2 separate regions of the Homo sapiens genome follow, and region 1 is linked to region 2. Evidence: chromatin loops called from intact Hi-C (ENCODE). Cell type or tissue: PC-9. All regions are shown on one strand. Links, peaks and the distances in the headings refer to the core of each region. The heading gives the core; the rest is flanking DNA.

What was found. Peaks named below come from ENCODE experiments on the same cell type or tissue, not always from the same donor. Only the 100,000 strongest peaks of a DNase experiment are listed, where the experiment ranks them.
Region 1: it touches region 2 in a loop (1.9-fold over the local background); 3 of 110 quality-filtered maps call a loop at or near these places.

The regions. Positions count from the first base shown.
Region 1 is chrX:23,496,310-23,513,749 of GRCh38, forward strand. LOC124905276 (small nucleolar RNA U13) reads right to left here and starts at 11,004; the gene lies at 10,902-11,004. RefSeq lists enhancers at 9,142-9,681, 12,026-12,537, 13,049-13,559 and a silencer at 12,983-13,277. In PC-9, for the core only: no CTCF peak of the experiment used is centred there; a DNase peak (open chromatin) is centred at 8,052; H3K4me3 peaks cover 586 bases; H3K27ac peaks cover 815 bases.
Region 2 is chrX:23,553,133-23,555,632 of GRCh38, forward strand. No RefSeq gene overlaps it. Among named protein-coding and RNA genes, the nearest start is that of PRDX4, 110 kb to the right of the region's middle. In PC-9, for the core only: a CTCF peak has its summit at 1,360 (motif pointing left); no DNase peak of the experiment used is centred there.

The sequences.
Region 1 (17,440 bases), core at 6,912-9,411, 50 kb before region 2:
AAAAATATTTAATTTAACATCATGTAGTCATTCTAATAAAAACACTTTGACACAACTGTTTAGGGGGAAATAGCAAAAAAAAAAAAAAAAAAAAAAAAAAATTAAAAAGGCCAGAGCTACATTTTTAACATAAAATTGAAAGTTATATGAAAGGTACATAAAACTATGTGTAACCAGACTTGTTTTTATTCACTATTCACATCAGAGAAGACTTGAGGGAATGGTTACTTCAGAATTAATCTGTAATAGATCACTCTCTAGACATTTTCTACATTTGTTTCCCCTTCAGTTTCAGTGTCATCTAATCCCTTCACCATGTATATAAAGCTTTAGATAAAGAAAGGAAACATTAGAGAAATACTAGATAGACACCCATGATGAAGTTGAGGCAAAAATGTCTCAAGAGGACCAGCAGAAGGAGTGGAAGATAAAGAAGAAAAAAGAAAGTCAGTGCACTTGGTCCCAAAGTTGAGGGAAAAAAAAAAAGATGTTGCTGCCCTCTATTCCTCCCTCCTTCCTAGCCCCCAATTAACTCATCATTCCTAAAATGCTCTCATAAAATTCTAACCAAATTCAATGTGGCTAATAGTTTTCATTTCCTACCAACTGCTAGGAAAATGTGGTCCCTCAGTGAAAACATCAACAAATCTCTTAATCTTGTAAAAAAATTAATCTTGTAAAAAGAGAATGTAAAATGTTTCCAGTTTGAGACCTGTCCTCATAAAACACACCTTTTTTAACCTCTTTAGAGAAAGTAAACTCAGTTGGGGGTATAAATAAACAATGGTTTCAACCTTGAAAGAGGGACTATTGCATAAATTAAATAAACCTTAAAATTAATTTCAAAATTAAATAAAAAGTATGCTCTTTTCTAAATAAATCAAATCAGTACTTTGTTAATCTGTTTAAATTATTACTTTCCTTAGTGAAGAGAAACTAGACATTTCAAACCTGGTCATGGATCCTATTCCTAACTGTCATATCTCCACAAGCAGGAAGATGCTAATTAAACAAACTCAAGGAGCACTTTGGAACCCACTCTTCACTTTTCAGTCTTTATCAGTTGAAGATGTCATATTTTGGAAATTTACATTTCCATCATACATTATGTTTAATACTAAGTTCATTTTTGCAAAATGGCCAGTAGATGACAAGCTTTGACATAATTTGCAGATCACTGAAAGGACTTTCCCCCTCATTCCTCTCAGTGTTGTCTTTTGGTATGATTGCGTCTCCATGATGAGGGAAGGGACTCATCTAAGCCAAGATGGGTGGCAGCATTTAATGTATCCATGGTCCCTGCCAAGAAAAGCCATGAACACAAAAATGTCATTCAGACCAGAGGCCTGAAAAGAGATGGAAAACCTCTAACAGTCTAAGGAATAGACCTAGGAAAATAAAAAGGCTCTTGTCTAGGCCTAAGTAAATACCAAATATACTTTATAAAAAGAGCAATGATCCAGAAATGAGATCTAGGTTCTGGCCTAGGCTCTGCTACTAGTTGGATAAGTTGTATTGAGGAAATTTTGCATTCATTTTTAAAGGGTTGATATATCTTCTTAAGGTCATTTGTGGAGCTTAGGACAACAATCGTGAAGTTAGATAAATTTCAAGGTATATATCCAACATTAGCATTCTGTGACAGTATGAGACTATACAAACCTTTGAAGCATATTACTAAATAATACCAGACTCTTATTAGAGTAGGTTTGGACCTGAGGTTTGAAAGCCTAAACCAAACAATTTTCACCAGTGTTGGGACTCAGAAAACAATACCTCAAAATGAAAGCCCCAGAAGCAGTCTCAGAAGCAAAAGCTTTTCTCTGACCTTTTCCTGCCCATCTGTCTCTCAGTCTTATTTGCCTCCAGGGCTAGCCATTGAAACTAATATCTCTCTTACCCAAGGCAAGTTACAGAAATCAGAACCCCTTTTTTCCAAAGCTAGTCATAAACCTAAAAATATTACTCTAATTTTTCCTTTTCCTCTTTATATAAAAACTAGCTATTAACAATTATCTGAACTACCTTAGGAAGGAATGCGTGCCCTGAGAGATCAAGAAAAATCGAGACAGACAAACCTTGATGGGTTCCCCCATTCAATCTTTTATCATTAGGTCATACTCTTTCCCTCCAATCATATTTGGACATGGCTGTCCATACCTTGTTGAACTGAAAAATGGGCAATTTTACCTTTACCTTTGGGTCTTCATTCTGAAGGCTGCCACATATACATGTTACATAAATTTATATGCCTTTTCTCCTATTAATCTGCCTCATGTCAGTGATTTTTCAGTGAACTTTTAGGAGGGCAATGACTTTAGCTCCCACAGTTTTGGTGCTATGTGCAGGGTCACCAAAGCTGCTCTGCTCTTCCGAAAGCCACCGTAAAAAAAATCCAGAACTTGATCAGCTGGTAATAGGGTAAAAATCTCTTCCCAGTCAGGCTCTCAACCTCTTTCTCTGTGCAATCTGGTTGAACAGATGATATAAATCACTGTTCGTCTCCTGTGAGATTTTAATTAATGGGAAAAAATCATTATGACTAGTCTTGGGGTTCCAGTGCCTAGTCTCTGGTGTACTTTTTGATACTTTCTGGTTATAAATATTCATATTGTTTAATCCATTTCCTCCCAGAAATAGTCTTTTCCTTTGTCTTTTTCTTTCTGTATTGTTCTGTCATAAAGAGGGGTACCAGATAAAGTTCCTTCTTCTCTAGTTTTATGTCCTTGAGAATTTGACTTGCGATCAAGTGGGGGAACTCTCTTGATCTTCACCATATGGGGCCATGATTTTTGGGTGACATCAGGTGACCAGTCTAAAAATGGCTGGGAACACAAGATTTTTTTTGTTCCAAATGTGCCAAGCCCTCAGGAGGGTTTGTCATACAATGTCCCATCCATAAGGAGCTTTTGTCTTCTCAACCCTTATTGCCTAGTTAATACTAAAAAAGTCCAATCCCAGGAGGGCCTACCCAGTGTCACAGATTAAGGGACCTGTGACTGGCAGTCCCCCCACACAAATCTGTGGGTTATCAGAGGCAAACACCACCCTTAACTGTCTGTGACAAGAGTCATTTGCTATCTCAGCCTATTCCTGAGAGTACATTATTTTGAGAGAGAACTTTAAAATTATTCCTTCTATGCCTTAAAATGACATCCCAAACTTTACATAAGAGACTTTTAAATAGAGTTGCTATTAAAACAAACTACACCATTAAAAATTCTAGTTGTCAATGGCCAAAAGAGAAATCCTTTAAATTTGACTAAAATTCTTAATTAAAAAAAATTTAGAGATCTCTCATTCTAAACAATTAACTTGTATTTATGACAAGGTCAGTTTTTTAAAAAGATACATAATAGTATCATGACTAGCCTTAAAAATTCTCTTAACTAAATTAAAAATCAAAAACAAAAAGCTAACCTAAAACAAAGTTAAAAATCCTTTATGAAAAATCCCCCGAGGGAATAACAACAGAAGCCATGCTGCCTTGTGCTCTAATAGACAAAATTCCACACTTTTACTGCCATTGCCTGGGTTTCACTCCTGCTCAAAAAATCCGATTCATTTAATATTTGTGTGACTTTTAACGTTTTGGGGGTACCCATTTGTTATAAGTCATTTTCCCTTGTACAGATAGCTTTTGATTTCCTGTCTTCCTCTTTTTTTTTTTTTTTTTTTTTTTTTTTTTGAGAAGGAGTCTCGCTCTTTCGCCCAGGCCGGAGTGCAGTGGCGCTATCTCGGCTCATTGCAAGCTCCGCCTCCCGGGTTCATGCCATTCTCCTGCCTCCGCCTCCCAAGTAGTTGGGACTACAGGCGCCCGCCAACGCGCCCGGCTAATTTTTATTTTATTTTATTTTTGTATTTTTAGTGGATGGGGTTTCACCGTGTTAGCCAGGATAGTATCGATCTCCTGACCTCGTGATCCGCCCGCCTCGGCCTCCCAAAGTGCTGGGATTACAGGCGTGAGCCACCGTGCCCGTCCCTGTCTTCCTCTTTTTGAGACGACATCTGGATTTTTGGGCCTTTATGTATACACGGTCAGCTATAAAACCGAGACCCTAAAAAATATGGCCAAACAAAAATGTGGATTATATATACTTCATTTGTTATTAAGAAAACTTTTCTTTTTTTCTTTTTTTTTTTTCGGAGACGGAGTCTCGTTCTATCACCCAGGCTGGAGTGCAGTGGCATGATCTCGGCTCACTGCAACCTCCGCCTCCTGGGTTCAAGCGATTCTTCTGCCTCAGCCTCCCAGTAACTGGGATTACAGGGGCCCACCACCATGCCCAGCTAATTTTTTTGAATTTTTAGTAGAGATGGGATTTCACCATGTTGGCCAGGATGGTCTTGAACCCCTGACCTCAAATGATTCACCCGCCTCGGCCTCCCAAAGTGCTGGGATTACAGGCGTAATCCCAGCCACCGCACCTGGCCAACTTTTCTTTCTTTAAGCCGTCTTTGGGATAGTTCTAGATCTTATGAGGACTGCTTTGTACCTTTTATAGACGCTTCATGCATCCTTGGTTAAGTCATAAGGTTAACCGAGTCTTAACTTTAAAAGGTACCTTTAGTCTAAACAACAAAAAAAGCAATCTTCATGTTTGTTGATGTATAGACTACTCAAAAAGTTCACTAAAACATCTGATATAAACTACAAACCAGAAAAATTATCAGATTGCCACTATCTGCTCTCACTTCATCTAAAGATGCTTCCAGCCCAACATCTAAAAATCTTCTCAACTGGCTGCCCTCTGGACTCAAAAACTGAGTTTACAGTTTATTCTAGCCATTAATCTTTATTTTTATTTTGTTTCCATGGAAATGCCTCTTATCTGATTGTCAAATAATATAGAAGCCAGACTTTGGCGAAAGTCCATCTATAACATCAATGCCTAAAATGAGATACAAGCATAAATATTAACTATTCAACTGAACCAGCCTATTATCAGGACTTAGAGACTTACTCAAATGGCTTAAAAGACAATCCACCAACCCAACTTCTGATTGAGAAACTTCTCGAGGAAGTTTCATACTGGGGGATGTTGAGCTTCAGAAAACAATACCCAAAAATAAAGGCCTCAGAATCAGTCTCAGAAGCAAAAATTTTTCTCTGACCTTTCCCTGCCCTCCTATCTCTCAATCACATTCTCTCCCAGGGCTAGCCATAGAAACTAAAATCTCTCTTTCCCAAGGCAAGTCACAGAAACCAGAACTCCTCCCTAAAGCTAGTTATAAAACCTAAAAAATATTTCTCTAAGTTCCCCTCTACCTTTACATATAAAAACTGGCTATAAAAAAATCATCTGATCTATTGGGTCCCGCCCCACACCCAGAAGGAAGGAATGGATGCTCAGAGAGGCCAAGAAAAATCTAGACAGACAGGCCTTGATGGGTTTCCCCAAGCAGTGTATTAGCATTATATCATACCCCTTTCCTCCAATCATATTTCTACATGGCTGTCCGTATTTTGTTGAACCTAAACATAAAAATAGACAATTTCCCCTGTATCTTTGGGTCTTCATTCTGAAGGCTCCTGTGTATACTCGTTAAATAAATTTATATGCCTTTTCTCCTATTAACCAATTGCCTCATGTAACTGATGTTTTAGCAAGCCTTAAGAGGGCCAAGAGTTCCTCTTGACTCCTACACCAGGAACATGAGAACATGAGAGAAAAGGAAGAACACAGTTTTTAAAAAGATGCAGGGAATCTGAAAACAGTATCAATAAACATGGGTGACCTCACAACTCTACCAAGAAACAGCACTACTTAACATGTTAGAAGTATTCTGCCTCTCCCTTAGAGCAAATAGGTCTTTCATTATTGTTTATCTTAACTGTGTTGAGGAGTTTTTGTTTGTTTTCAGACAAGGTCTCATTCTGTTGCCCAGGCTGGAGTGCAGTGACACGATCTCAGCTCACTGCGGCCTTGACCTCCTTACCTCCTGGGCTCAAGCAATCCTCCCACCTCAGCCTTCAGAGTAGCTAGCACTACAGACGTGCACCACCACATCCGGTTAATTTTTGTATTTTTTGTAGAGCCAGGGTTTTGCCATGTTGCCCAGGCTGGCCTCAAACTCCTGGGCTCAAGTGATCCTCCTGCCTCAGCCTCCCAAAGTGCTGGGATTACAGGCATGAGCCACCATGCACGATGGAGGAGTTTTCTTAAGGTTACAGGACCTTGAGCACTTCTGAAATTTAAAAGCTATAAAAACAATGAGAAATGACCCATATTTATTTTATTCTGTATCACCAGCCTAATTCTTCACCATTTTGGGTTATATAGTCAGTTAGCAACAGCCTATTGACTATGAATTTGGTATAGAGCATTGTACTATGGAATAAGAATGTACAAAACAATTAAAAAAGATAGACCCTGCCCTCAGAGAGCTCATAATTGCATTGGAAACACAGACATGCAATCAGTAATATGATTTGCAAATACATGTATGATTTTCAAATATATATTAACATATTCACAAATATGCATGTATGCATATATGTGTATGTATTCACAAAATGCTCACTCGAATAACTAAATGAAAAAGACAAGATTAAGTGTTAGTAAGGATTTACAGCAATTACAATTATCATAAAATGTTGATGGGAATGTAAATTTGTATAATCACTTTGAAAAACTGTCAGTGTCTACTAAAACTGAATGAACATACATATACCCTATAGCCCAGGAATTCTTCTAGGTATGTACTCAACAGTAATGTACATATATGTTCTTCAAAAGATATTTACAAGAATATTAATAGCAGCATTATTCACAAGAGTCAAAAACTGGAAACAACGCAAATGGCCTTCTACAATAAAGTGAAAAAGTTATTGTGGTATATTCATTTAACGAAAAGGTATACAATTATGGAAGTGAAAAAACTACAAATACACATAATAACATGAATAATTTCTCAAACAAGGCTGAGTTTCAGTAGAGTTAAGATGGTATTAGGTGAATGTTGACAGAAAGAAATGATAAACAAGAGAGTAAAGACCATATGATTCCATTTATGTCAAGTATAAAACCAGGCAAAACTAATCTATGCTATTAGATGTCAGGTGAGTGATTACCTTCAAGGGAGTAGTGACTGGAAGGGAGCACAAGGGGAGTTTCTTGGATGCCGGGAATGGTCTGTTTCTTAATCTGGGTCCGGGTTACATGGATATGTCCACTTTGTGAAAATTAATTGAGCTGCACACTTATAATATGTTTCCTCTTCCATATGCATGTTATAAAATAAAATTTACATGTTATAAAATAAAATTTACTTCAATAAAATTTACATGAAAATACACATCTTTATATACCCCCAAATACAAATACATTCAGGATAAATGAACAGCCCACCATAAATACCAAGGAATCCTGTAAGTAGGAATAAAAGTCCTATGTGTAGAAATATGTAGGAATCAGAATCAAATGGGGCATAACTAAGAAGATATCTCAGGGTGAGGTTGCAGTCAGGTTTTGAAGAAAGAGCTTACAAATTGGAGGGAGGAGTGGTGAGGAGTTTAGGACAGTTAAAAAGCTGTTTTCAAATGAGATAAATAACACGTATAGAAGCACTAGTCATGATATGGCTTGAGTTGTGACTTCTTTTTATAACTTGGAGAAGTATAAACTACCAAAATAATATGGGCTTTTGACTTTCTGTTCTTCTTATTCTGGATTCCTATGTTACAGTGTAGTATTGTGTCAGACCATGACCCCCTCCCCAAGGGCTAGTACCAAGTCTTACTCATCTTTATATTACTACCATCTGAAACGAAAGCTATGAAACCTCAGATAAAAAATGCTTATAGCTTTTGTTAACTAATAATGAATAAGTAACTGGCAAATTAATCAAATAGGTATATGGAAACTGTCTCGTACTGGTTTTTTGTCTTGTGTATTGTTTAAGTTAAAATAATAGAGTTGGGATGTCAGAAATTTTCTGAAGCCGACCACAGTCCCCAGCTGTGGCTTAGTAACCAAGGAAAACCAAGGATTTCTCCTTCTGATCCAGCAGTCGGCACAATGCCAGGTGAGTCAGTGACCGGTAGAGCAGGTGGTGACACATTCTAATCATAGCCCAGCTCTAGGCAAACAGCAGCTGCTAAGAGTTCCTGCTGGCCTGAGTAAGTTTTCCAGGCCCAGCCAGCCAAGAGCAGCCCTAGTTAAAACCCGCCAGCAGTTTTCCCATCTGTCTCCCTCATGCTACTTGCGACACTTCACACATCTCACCCCAAAGTGCATTGGGACTCTTGCTCCCCGTCTCTACTAAAACTACAAAAATTAGCCGGGCATGGTGGTGCACATCTATAATCCCGGCTACTTCGGAGGCTGAGGCACAAAAATCTCTCGAACTCAGGAGGCAGAGGTTGCAGAGAGCTGATATGGTGCCACTGCACTCCAGCCTGGGCAACACAGCAAGACCCCTTCTCAAGAAAAAAAAAAAAAAAAACAATAGGCAGAAGTGGCTTAGCACACAGTACTATGGCCGTCTTCCCCAAAGCTTGGACTACAGCAACCAATGTGAGGCTTAGCTCTGCAAGGAGACCCAAATCACAGCCACTTCATGCTGATCATCAGTTCTTTGCTACCTCCACAGTAATTCTAGGGATCATGCCAGCCCTGGAGGTGGGGAGTCCTGGGGGGAGGGAAAAAGGGTGCAGGCTACAGTGGGTCAGGATTCTAAGGGAAAACACTGAGTGAGGAAGCTGTGAGGGCCTTCTTAATGACTGGCTTCTTGAGCTGAAACTGGAAATCAGAGCCCTCTGGTTATGGACATTGGATTTTTCATATCCCAGAGAACGGTTGTTATGTTTTTTTTCTCTCTGAGAAGCCAACACAAACATTTCAGGGACTCAGAAGAGTACATTGTGTCCTCCCTAATTCTCAGTGACTCCTGCTAATTTTCCTTGAGATGTAATGAAAAGAACCCTGGGTACATTATCAGGCTGGGTTCAAACTCTATTTCAGCTGCGCTTCTCCATTCTAGCTGTGCCACTCCAGGCAAATTAGTTAGTTCCTCCGCTGATAAAATAGTGTCATCACAAAGCTCAATGATAAATACTAACTTGGTCTCCACCATATGTCAGGCACTGCTCTAGCTGCTCATTCTGGATTTACCGCAACCCTGTTGGGTAGAAGCTAATATTACTACCCTTTATACTGAAGGAAACCAAAATATTTCACTCTAAAATATATTTCCTTGACATACTTCAATATGGCTAATCAGAACGGCTGGAAATACAAGAATAGCTAAAAAGCTTTCTTTTGTGGGGAAGATATGTATCTGTAGAGAAAATCTGCATGGATGCAGCCAGGCTGTCTCTGAAGCCCTCCCTTGTTCAAAAGATGAACTGAGAGTCTGACACCTTTCAGGGCCTGAAAGAAACATTCACTAGCTCTCTGAGGACTGCTACCAGTGAGGTTTCTTCTACATAACAAAACTCCCTTTGTTAGCTAAGCCTCCTCTTCTCCCCCTCCCATAACCTGTCTTGCCACTGTAACCTGATTTCCACCATAACTTATTTTGGCCGTGCTCTGAGATCACAATCTTTCTGTAGCCTCAAGATGATATATAAGCCTCTGTACCCCATTAGAGGGTTGGAGTAATCATTCTGTGATTTTCCCTCAATGCACGTGAATACATTTCTCTGCCTTTTCTCTTATTAATCTGCCTTTTGTCAGCGGATTTTTCAGCAAGCCCTCACGGGGCCAAGGGGGAGTTTTCTCCTGGCTCCTATGACACAGATGAAGAAATGAGGCACAGAGAGGGCATGCAACATTCCCAGGGCCACACAGCTATGAGCAGGTGTGAAGTCTGAACTCAGGCAAACTGGCTCCAGGCCTGACCTTTTAACCACCATCTCCCAGAAGGTCAAAGTGCCTGGGAAACATGGAGATGGAACTTAACACTTGATGTATTTTACTTTTTGAAAGGTAATGTGGTGCAATGAAAAGAACTTGGGTTTTAGAGTCAGACTGACTAAATCCGATTTAATTGCTGTGTGATCTTGGGCAAATTACATCATTTCTCTGAGTCTCAGTATCCTAAAAATGAAGTTGCAATCATAATCCATACATTGGAGGGCCGCTGGGAGATGTGCACTTACAGCACCAAACCTGGCACTTGATGGGCACTCAAGTGAACATTAACTTTAATCCTCTTCCTAGGCAGGCATATGTAGAGCACTGAAATACTCTTCTGTGAGTATCCTAACATGTTAAGCCTTTCTTCCTTCTAATAAAGAAAACAAACAGGACAAATAAAAGCCATCCGCTCATAGTGATAGACAGGAGACAGCCAAGAGTCCCTGGTGAAACCCCACCTTCAAGCCTAAAACAGCCTGAAGGCTGAAAAACTGGACTGCTGGTCCCGGATGAAGCCTGCCCTTTCCCAGCTGATTCCTTCTGAATAATGCCCACCTGCTCACTGGGAAGATTGGTGGAGTCTCAGGAAGTTCGTGCCATCTGCAGGGGGAAGGAGCCTGGCCTCTCCTGTTCCTGGGTGGTGACCTGGGATTCAATCTGTGAGGAAGGAAACCTGCTAGCAGGACTCTCACTTTGCTGAGCATTATTTTTCCTTCTTCCTTTTTGCCCAATAAATTCCATTTTCCTCACCCTTCTATGTGTCTGCGAGCCTAATGTTTCCTGGTCATGTGACAAGAGCCCGGTGTGAGCTGAACTAAGGAGAAAGTTCTGCAACAATAGTACCTCAGGGTCTCTCTGCAACTTTCCTGGGACTTTTTTCTGATGGAAGGAAAATAAGAAATAGGAAAGATGTTTAAGGAAGCACCCATCCCTGTAATCAATGATACCAAATAAGACAGAATGGGCAGCCGGAGTGATAGTCATCTTCTTAATGTAATCAACTAGTATTCTGCCAAATTCCTCTTTATTTTTTTGTCAGGTCAGACGGGTAATGTGCCAACGTCTAACAAGATGCGAGGGTGGTACATCTCACACATGCATGTGAACACCCAATCGTCATGCTCGGGAACTATAAAGGGATCTCCAAATTCCTCTGTAGTTAACTAAACCTACTACAAAGTTGATTTAACCTCTGAGAAACTGAAATGCTGCCTTATGATACAGCATTTTTAAAATTTTTCTCTCAAATCTCAAATGCTTTAAGACAAATCCACTTCTTTCTTTCATCTTAGGGTAATAAAATCATTATTCAAACCCTGCAAAAGCATGAATCTCATTTCCTTGCCCCCATCTCTACTGAGATATTTTACCAATTAATATTTACTGTACAGAGTGGGCCTGTTTTAACATTGCACTCCAGAAAGCCTTTTACTAAACTATTTTCTTGAGAGCACGGTATCTTGCCGTAAAGACAATAACTCCCAAGATCTTTTTTCATAACCTCTATTAGAATGTAAATCACAATAGCAAATATGCACTGACACAAGTACCCTGTAGGTTAAGTTGCTTACACCTGACTAGGAATTGCCACAAAACCCTGATCAAATTTGTCAGGTTTGACGTAGGATTCTAAGACTTATTTATAAAGCAATATTTTCAATATCTCCCCAGAACTCCCAAAGCTATATCTGAGACAATGATAAAAATCCATGAAATTAATTTCATCCTCAAAATCAAAGCAGCTGCATTAATAATTAACTTAATACATTTCAAAGCCATCTCAATTGTGCCTACAAATCTAGCACAGATTGAGATCAAACCTGGAACACAATTCCATTTTCCAAACTATGAATTAATGCTGATGAAGGGTGAAACTGCTGACCCAAAAATACCTATTACGTTAACCATCATTCACATCAGCAGCAGCAGCATCCTGTCCTTTGCACAAGAAGTAGACACCTATTGACTCACTTTTTAGAAGGCTCTGTCCTTGAAATATTTTGTCAGTAAGAATGTTGAACTTGATCCAGACATCTTTACTCAATTTCAATTCTGATCAACATTTTCAAGGACTCTAGCCAGGGTTAAATGAGCAGTCTATGGCCAAGGACTAACACAAAGTTAACTGTTTTACCAGGAAATCAAACACTTTACCTTGATCCAATAAGCATCTACAGAGTTATGGTGAATCACACTGATATGGTTTAAATCTGTGTCCTCACCCCAATCTCATGTTGAAATGTAATCCCCAATGCTGAAGATGGGGCCTGGTTGGAGGTGAGTGGATCATGGGGGCAGTTTCTCATGATTTAACACCATCCCCCTTGGTGCTATCATAGCAATAATGAATTCTCACGAGATCTGGTTGTTTAAAAGTATGTGGCACCTTCCCCCTCTCTTGCTCCTACTCTGGCCATGTAAGATGTGCCTGCTTCCCGTTTGCCTCCTGCCATGATTATAAGTTTCATGAGGCCTCCTCAGAAGCAGAAGCTGCTATGCTTCCTGTACAACCTGCAGAATCATGAGCCAATTAAACCTCTTTTCTTTACAAATAACCCAGTCTCAGGTATTTCTTTATAGCAATGCAAGAATGGACTAATATAGAAAATTGGTACCAAGGAGTGGGGCATCGATATAAAGATACCTGAAAATGTGAAAGCAGCTTTGGAACTGGATAATGGGGAGAAATTGGAAGAGTTTGGAGGCACAGAAGAAGATAGGAAGATGAGGGAAAATTTGGAACTTCCTAGAAACTTATTGAATAGTTGTGGTCAAAATGCTAATAACGATATGGACAGAGATGGCCAGGCTGATGAGGTCTCAGACGAAGATGAAGAACTTATTGGGAACTGGAGTAAAGATCACTTTTGTTATTCTTTAGCAAAGAACTTGGAGGCATTGTGCCCCAGCTCTAGGGATCTGTGGAACTTTGAACTTGAGAGTGATGATTTAGGGTATCTGGCAGAAGAAATTTTTAAGCAGCAAAGTGTTCAGGAAGTAGTCTGTCTGCTTCTAACAGCCTATGCTCATATGCATGAGCAAAGAAATGACCTGAAACTGGAACTTATATTTAAAAGGGAAGGAGAGCATAAAAGTTTGGAAAATGTGCAGCCTGGCCATGTGGTAGAAAAGAAAAACCCATTTTCAGGGGAGGAATTCAAGCTGGCTGCTGAAATTTGCATAACTAAAAGGAAGGCAAAGTGCTGATAGCCAAGACAATGGGGAAAAGGCCTTGAAGGCATTTCAGAGATCTTTAAGGCGGCCCTCCCATCACAGACCCAGAAGCCTAAGAGGGAAGAATGGTTTCCTGGAACAGGCCCAGGGCCCCACTGTGCCAGGCAGCCTCCAGACACTGCTCCCTACATCCCAGCTGCTCCACCTCCACCCATGGCTCAAAGGGGCCCAGCTACAGCTCAGGGCACTGCTCCAGAGGGTGTAAGCCATAAGCCTTGGAGGCTTCCAAGTAGTGTTAAGCCTGCAGGTGCATAGAGCACAAGAGTTGAGGGTTGGCAGCCTCTGCCTAGATTTCAGAGGATGTATGGAAAAGCCTGGATGTTGAGGCAGAGGCCTGCTGCAGGGGCACAGCCCTCATGAAGAACATCTACCAGGGTAGTGCAGACGGGAAATGGGAGGTTGGAGACCCCACACAGAGTCCCCACTGGGGCATTCCCTAGCGGGGCTGTGAGAAGAGGGCCATTGTCCTCCAGACCCAAGAAAGGTATATCAACCAGCAGCTTGTACCCTGCACCTGGAAAGGCTACAGGCACTCAACGTCAGCCTGTGTGAGCAGCTGCAGAGGCTGAAGCCTGAAAAACCACAGAGGTGGAGCTGCCCAAGACCTTGGGAGCCCACCCCTCACACCAGTGTGCCCTGGATGCGAGACATGGAGTCAAAGAATTTTATTTTGGAGCTTTAAGATTTAATGACTGCCCTGCTGGGTTTTAGACTTGCATGGGGACTGGAGCCCTTTTCTTTTGGCCAATTTCTCCCTTTTGGAATGGAAGTATTTACCCAATGCCTATAATCCCGTTGTATCTTGGAAGTAACTAACTTGCTTTTGATTTTACAGCCTCATAGGTGGAAGGGACTTGCCTTGTCTCAGATGAGATTTTGGACTTTGGACTTTTGAGTTAATGATGAAATAAGGTAAGACTTTGGGGGGACTGCTGGGAAGGCATGATTGTATTCTGCTCCTAATTCAGTCATGTAAGATGTGCCTGTTTCCCCTTTACCTTCCGCCATGATTGTAAGTTTCCTGAGGCCTCCCCAGAAGCAGAAGCCACTATGCCTCCCGTATAGCCTGCAGAACTGTGAGCCCGTTAAACTTCCTTTCCTTATAAATTACCCAGTCTCAGGTATTTCTTTATAGCAATGCAAGAATGGACTAATATACACAGGAAATCAGTTTCACAACTACTACAGAGCTCCTCAAGTATAACCTAAGGATGCTGAAGAAAACTGAATGAAAGATCCACTACTTCATTATTATTTCAGAGCTGTGATTGGAAGCATGTACTTAAACACCAGCTATTCATAATCACAGGATAATAGATGGTCCCTGAATTTATTCAGGGATTTAAATTTATGGCTTCATAGAATAAAAATTACGCACTTCCCTTAGGAAGTAAAATATTTGTCCATCCCAAGGAAAGAGAAGCATATTTTATTCAACCTTGATGAGACCAGATTTCAGTGCAGCTCAGTATGTTATGGTGGGTATATTAGTTTTTTAGGACTACCATGACAAAGTATTACGAACTTGGTGGCTTGAAACAACAGAAATGTATTCTCTTACAGTTCTAAAGTCCAGAAGCCTAAAGCCAAGGGATCAGTAGGACCAGCCTTCCTATGAAGGTTCCAGAGAAGAATTCTTCCTTACCACTTATTAGCTTCTAGTGTATCTTGCAATCCTTAGAAAAGCTTGAGATATAGCACCATCACTCAAACCTCTGCCCTCATTGTATATGGCCTTCTTCCTTCTGTGTCTGTGTGTCCACTCCCCATATGAAGACACCAGTCATTGGATTTAGGGCCCACACTAATCTAGTATGACCTCATCTTAACTAGTTACAACTGCAAAGATTCTAGTTTCAAATAAGGTCACATTCTGAAACTCTGGGTGGATGTGATATTCTGTAGGGCACTATTCAACCCACTACAGTGGGCACTCTCAATCGGATATGGTGCCAAAGAGTCACAGCTCTTAGCAGATTAATCTCCTATAAGGCTTCTTGGTTCCACATAAGAGCAGGAGACTGCGAACTGTTTTCCCTCCAGGTCTTCACACTTTAGTGTAATTTGGTAGTCTACAAGCAATGCCCAATTTAGAGCAGTATACTAAACATGTGCAGTTTTTACCTTCTTTTATTTGCCAAGGTATCTTAGCTCTTGACAAAAGTTAAAATTGACATAGAAAGCAGAAAAAGCAGTGATTTAAACTAAAACTCTTTTAAAATGTTGACCAAACATTAATTCACACTAGCCAAAGAGGAAGGTGATTCTAATGTTCAGCCAAATTGTTAACAACTTTAGAGCAGTGGTTTTCCAAATATGATCTCTAGACAAACAGCATAGGCATCATCTGGGAGCTCCTAAGAAATACAGAATCTCAGCCCTCACTCCAAATCCATAGAATCAGAATCTTCATTCTAACGTTATTCTCCAGATGACTGATGTGCTCTGTTCTAAAACTCTGATGCCAAAAGTAAAAGTCTAACCCTCCCATGTAATTCTATACTTTCTGGCAGGAATGGGTATTTGTTTTGCTGAGGGCTGATAGGGAATGTTAAACACATACACACTTGCACATACTGGTCCTTTGCCTTCCCACAGAGTGGCAGCAGCTTTCCAAATGAACAAGCTGTTTCCATGACACCAAATCCTTAATTTGAAGCAGATACACCAACCACCCAGGAGCGTGATAGCATGAAGCACCATTTCATATTTATTTTATTTAGGTTCTTGGTCTCAAACATCTCCTCCTTGAAAAAGAAATCTTTGAGAAGAAACACTAATATTTAAAGCAACACTTTAATTGGCAAATTTGTCCCCTTTCTTTGTCCTATAAATAGAGCACTCTGAATTATTCTGTTAAGTCCCTTTTCATGATTAATCAATCAGAGATAATATGAATGACTAGTAAATTAATTATACTACTATGAGTATACAGTCTGCCCATCTAGTGAATGTTTTCCTTTTCTCGATCACAGTTCCAGGCCATTTTATTCTTAATACATTCTTTAAATTCAACTTATTCTTTGCTGTGAACATGTATCTTTCTGTCACTCCTCTGAACAAATAATGGAAAAATTCTCCATTTTGCATCATCTATACTGAACAATATCCTGACATGAGAGAGGCAAACTCAGGAATGTGACTAAAAGCAATTTATTTGCATTAACAGCAGCATGGAAAGACGGTGAATCGAGTCTAGCATGTCCTGAACAAGCCTCCTTTAAATGTTTATCTCCACAGCTTTTCTAAATTAATTTACCCCACCAACAAATTTAAAGGGAAACAACAGTGTGTTGAATGCCAACCAGTTAAAAATAGTCAAGTCTGTTCTGCAGGGAACAGATCAAATTCAAAAGTACAGAAAGGAGCCGTGTGCAAAGAGGGCAATTAAATAAGCACATACATAATATGGCTCACAGTCACAAAACTGCAGGCTCAGGTGCAAATCAGCTTCACTGTCAGAAGGTTCAGGCAGGAGCTGTTAGAATTCTTCACAGCATTTTCGAGCCCGGGACACCTACCAGGCTTTCACCCACCTGCTCACACACCAGATAAAATTTGAGAAAAAGAGAGTGTTGCTTGAATGCATAATTCCCAAATGCCTAAGGCAAATAGAGGTCTGAATCTGAGGGATTCACCCATTCTTTGTTCCTATGCTCCTGAGATTCAGCCATTCAGTCCCAGGATTGTAGGGTATGAATCATTGCTGTAAATCATTTTGGATTTCTAAATATATAAGGACAATTTAAGAGAAAAAACAAGGTGACATTCCTTCCACAACCTTCAAGAGCTGGCTCTGTGACAAGAATCAGCACCAGGGGAACCCAGCCACGAGAAAGAAGAGGTAGCCCAGAAAAATCCCTTCTAGACGGAAGGATAACAGGAAATGGGATAAAGGAGCAGGGAATGAAGCAAGGACTGACAAAACAGAGCTGAGCTTAGAGCTCAACCAGCTGCCTTCTCTATCATGTAAATTTCTCAAGGAGTTACATGGGCTGCATTTGCTACACAGGTGTTGCAGCTGCCCTCTCATCCCATATCTCCATGAGGATGTGGCCCATGTCTATTTTCTTCATAGTTGTATCTCCAGCATTGAGTACACTGATAGGCATTAGTAGGAGCACAATGTACATATTTGATGGAATTAACTGATTAATGAATGAAACAAAAAGGTTCCCAGCAAAGTTTATCAAATACTATTTTTGTAGAATTATCATTATAATTATCATTATAAAAATGATACCTGTATTTTTCTGGGGAAATGTGGAAAAGAACATTTTTCCATAGACAAAATAAAATCACATACTGAAATGGAAGAAAAACTGTAAATCTCATTAAAGGAA
Region 2 (2,500 bases), core at 1-2,500:
GTATGGGCAAAATGCCAAGGAACTAGAAGTATCACAGAGCTAATAATATAGGAGCAGTTACTAAACCCTAGGCCCAAAGGAAAAAGGGAAAGGAGTAGTTTCCAGAACCTAAAAGGAGAGAATAGTATGCAAGTGGACACCTTGAAAAGGTTACTGAACTTCAGTAAACGTTCTCAGACAGCCCAAGGTGACCTTACAGGGAGGGAGCCAAGGGATAAATAATTGATCTCACTCTCCTCTCTCTCTCTATCTCTCTCTCACCTATCACTGGGGCCCCCATGAGCAAAACCAACCTGGAAGCCAGAGAAAATAAGAGCTCCTTGATGAAGTTCATACAGATTAGCATCCCAGGCCAGAGAACAAGGTGAAGACAAGAGGAGAATGGCTCTGAAGGGACAAATTAAAGCTATCCAACACTCCATGTTTTATGGAGCAAGTTTCTTCTCCCATCCATCATCTACATCTATTTAGTGACTACTGCATGCAATATACAGTAAATTATAAGAACATGGTGAAGATGTGGGAAAAGGAAGTTGAAGATAGAGAGAGAGTCACAGAAAAATCTCCTACAGGAAATTAAAATTAAAACATGTTTCTAACCATGGCAAAACTCAATTACCATATCTACAAGTAAAAATCTACCCAAAGGGCTGTCTGTGGATCAGTAGCATCAGCATCATCTGGGAACTTGTGAGAAATGCATAATCTCAGGCTCCACCCCAGACCCACTGACTCAGAATCTTATTTTTAATCAAATCCCCAGGTGCCTATTATGCACATTAAAGTTTAAGAAGCACTGCTGTAAAGACTCCCTAAATTTACTCAGGGTAATACTAAAAGTTTGGAGTAATTAAAGCTAGTGGGATTTAACATGGGAAAGTTCAAGAAGGTGTTATATTTTAGAAGTTTATTAGAATAGCATTTTACTGAAAACATCATGTTTTTACATTTAATCGTAAAGTCAAATGGCAAATATACTTAATTAGTAACTGGATATATAATATTCATGAAATAATATTATCAAAACTGATAGTAAATATTGTTCCATTAATACAAAGTTCTTTGGGGATAAAAAAAAATTCTTATGCTACATAAATTCTCTAAGTTCTCTAAAGAAAGGAAAAATCCAGGCTATTTAAATTGGAAAGCTGCTGCTTCAGTTTTGTGCTTTGCTGTCATTCTCGACTTAATACTATTTTCCTTTCTATTTCAGGATCAACTCTGACACTTCATGGGTGTTCAGTAAACACTTTTTGATCGATTGAAGCCCAACTGTTTTAAAATTGTATGCTAAACTATAATAATAGATCAGCACCAAAATCTAGTTGCAGACTGTCTTCTCTACCTAAAGAACAGCACCATCTAGTGTTTGCCCAACAATGTTCCATCTTCTATCAAGTGTATCTTTACTAAGCCATATGAGAAAATTCTAATGTTAAAGTTAATCCACTGTGTCATACCGTTCTACCTTACTACATATCTAACAAAGTCTTAGAATAATTTAAGTTTGCTTTTGCCATGCATCAGTTCTAGCTTTAAAATAGCAGCAGCAGCCTGGAGCACTGGCTCAGGCCTGTAATCCCAGCACTTTGGGGATGCCGAGGCAGGCAGATCACGAGGTCAAAAAAATCGAGACCATCCTGGCCAACATGGTCATCTCTACTAAACATACAACAACCCCATCTCTACTAAAACTACAAAAATTAGCCGGGCGTGGTGGCGCGTGCCTACAGTCCCAGCTACTCAGGAGGCTGAGGCAGGAGAATCGCTTGAACCCGGGAGGCAGAGGTTGCAGTGAGCTGAGATCCTGCCACTGCACTCCAGCCTGGCGACGGAGCGAGACTCCGTCTCAAAAAAAAAAAAAAAAAAAAAAACAAAAAAAGCAGGAGCACTATTTCATACACTACGGAAAGACAAATTTACCTCAACATCTCAGTAGCCCAGCCCACATCTTCTTACTTCAATCCTTATCAACTCAGTGCATACCATCTGATTTCCCACTTCAAGAACCTATCGGCCATGCCTGAGGACTTTTTCAGGCCACCAAAAACCACCTTGCTGCTCACACTGCAGGCCAGACCTAGATTAACCCTGCCCTCAGAAGCCCCCAGCCAAGACTAATGAGAGATGATGCATAAACATCCCAGCTTCCTATCCCCTCAGGAGACAGGCTCTGTTTCCTAGAGTTTTCTCATAAGACGAAGTGCCAATCACTCACAACGGTGACTCTTTTGGCTGCCTTCTCTTCCCAGTCTCACTTTCCTACTCCCCTAGCAATGTTTCCCTCACCTCCAGATAAACTACTTGCACTGCATTCTTACGCTGCAGTCTGCTTCTGGGAAAACCCAAATTAAGACATTCTTACTGCACCATATCCCATCGAAAGCCATTGGCTAAGAAGACAAGTAGAGAAGAAGTGTTCCATGCCTGGTTCATCATTTGCTACCCTCCCACCACCCCACCCAGTTCACCAACCTAATATATAATCACGGCATCACAG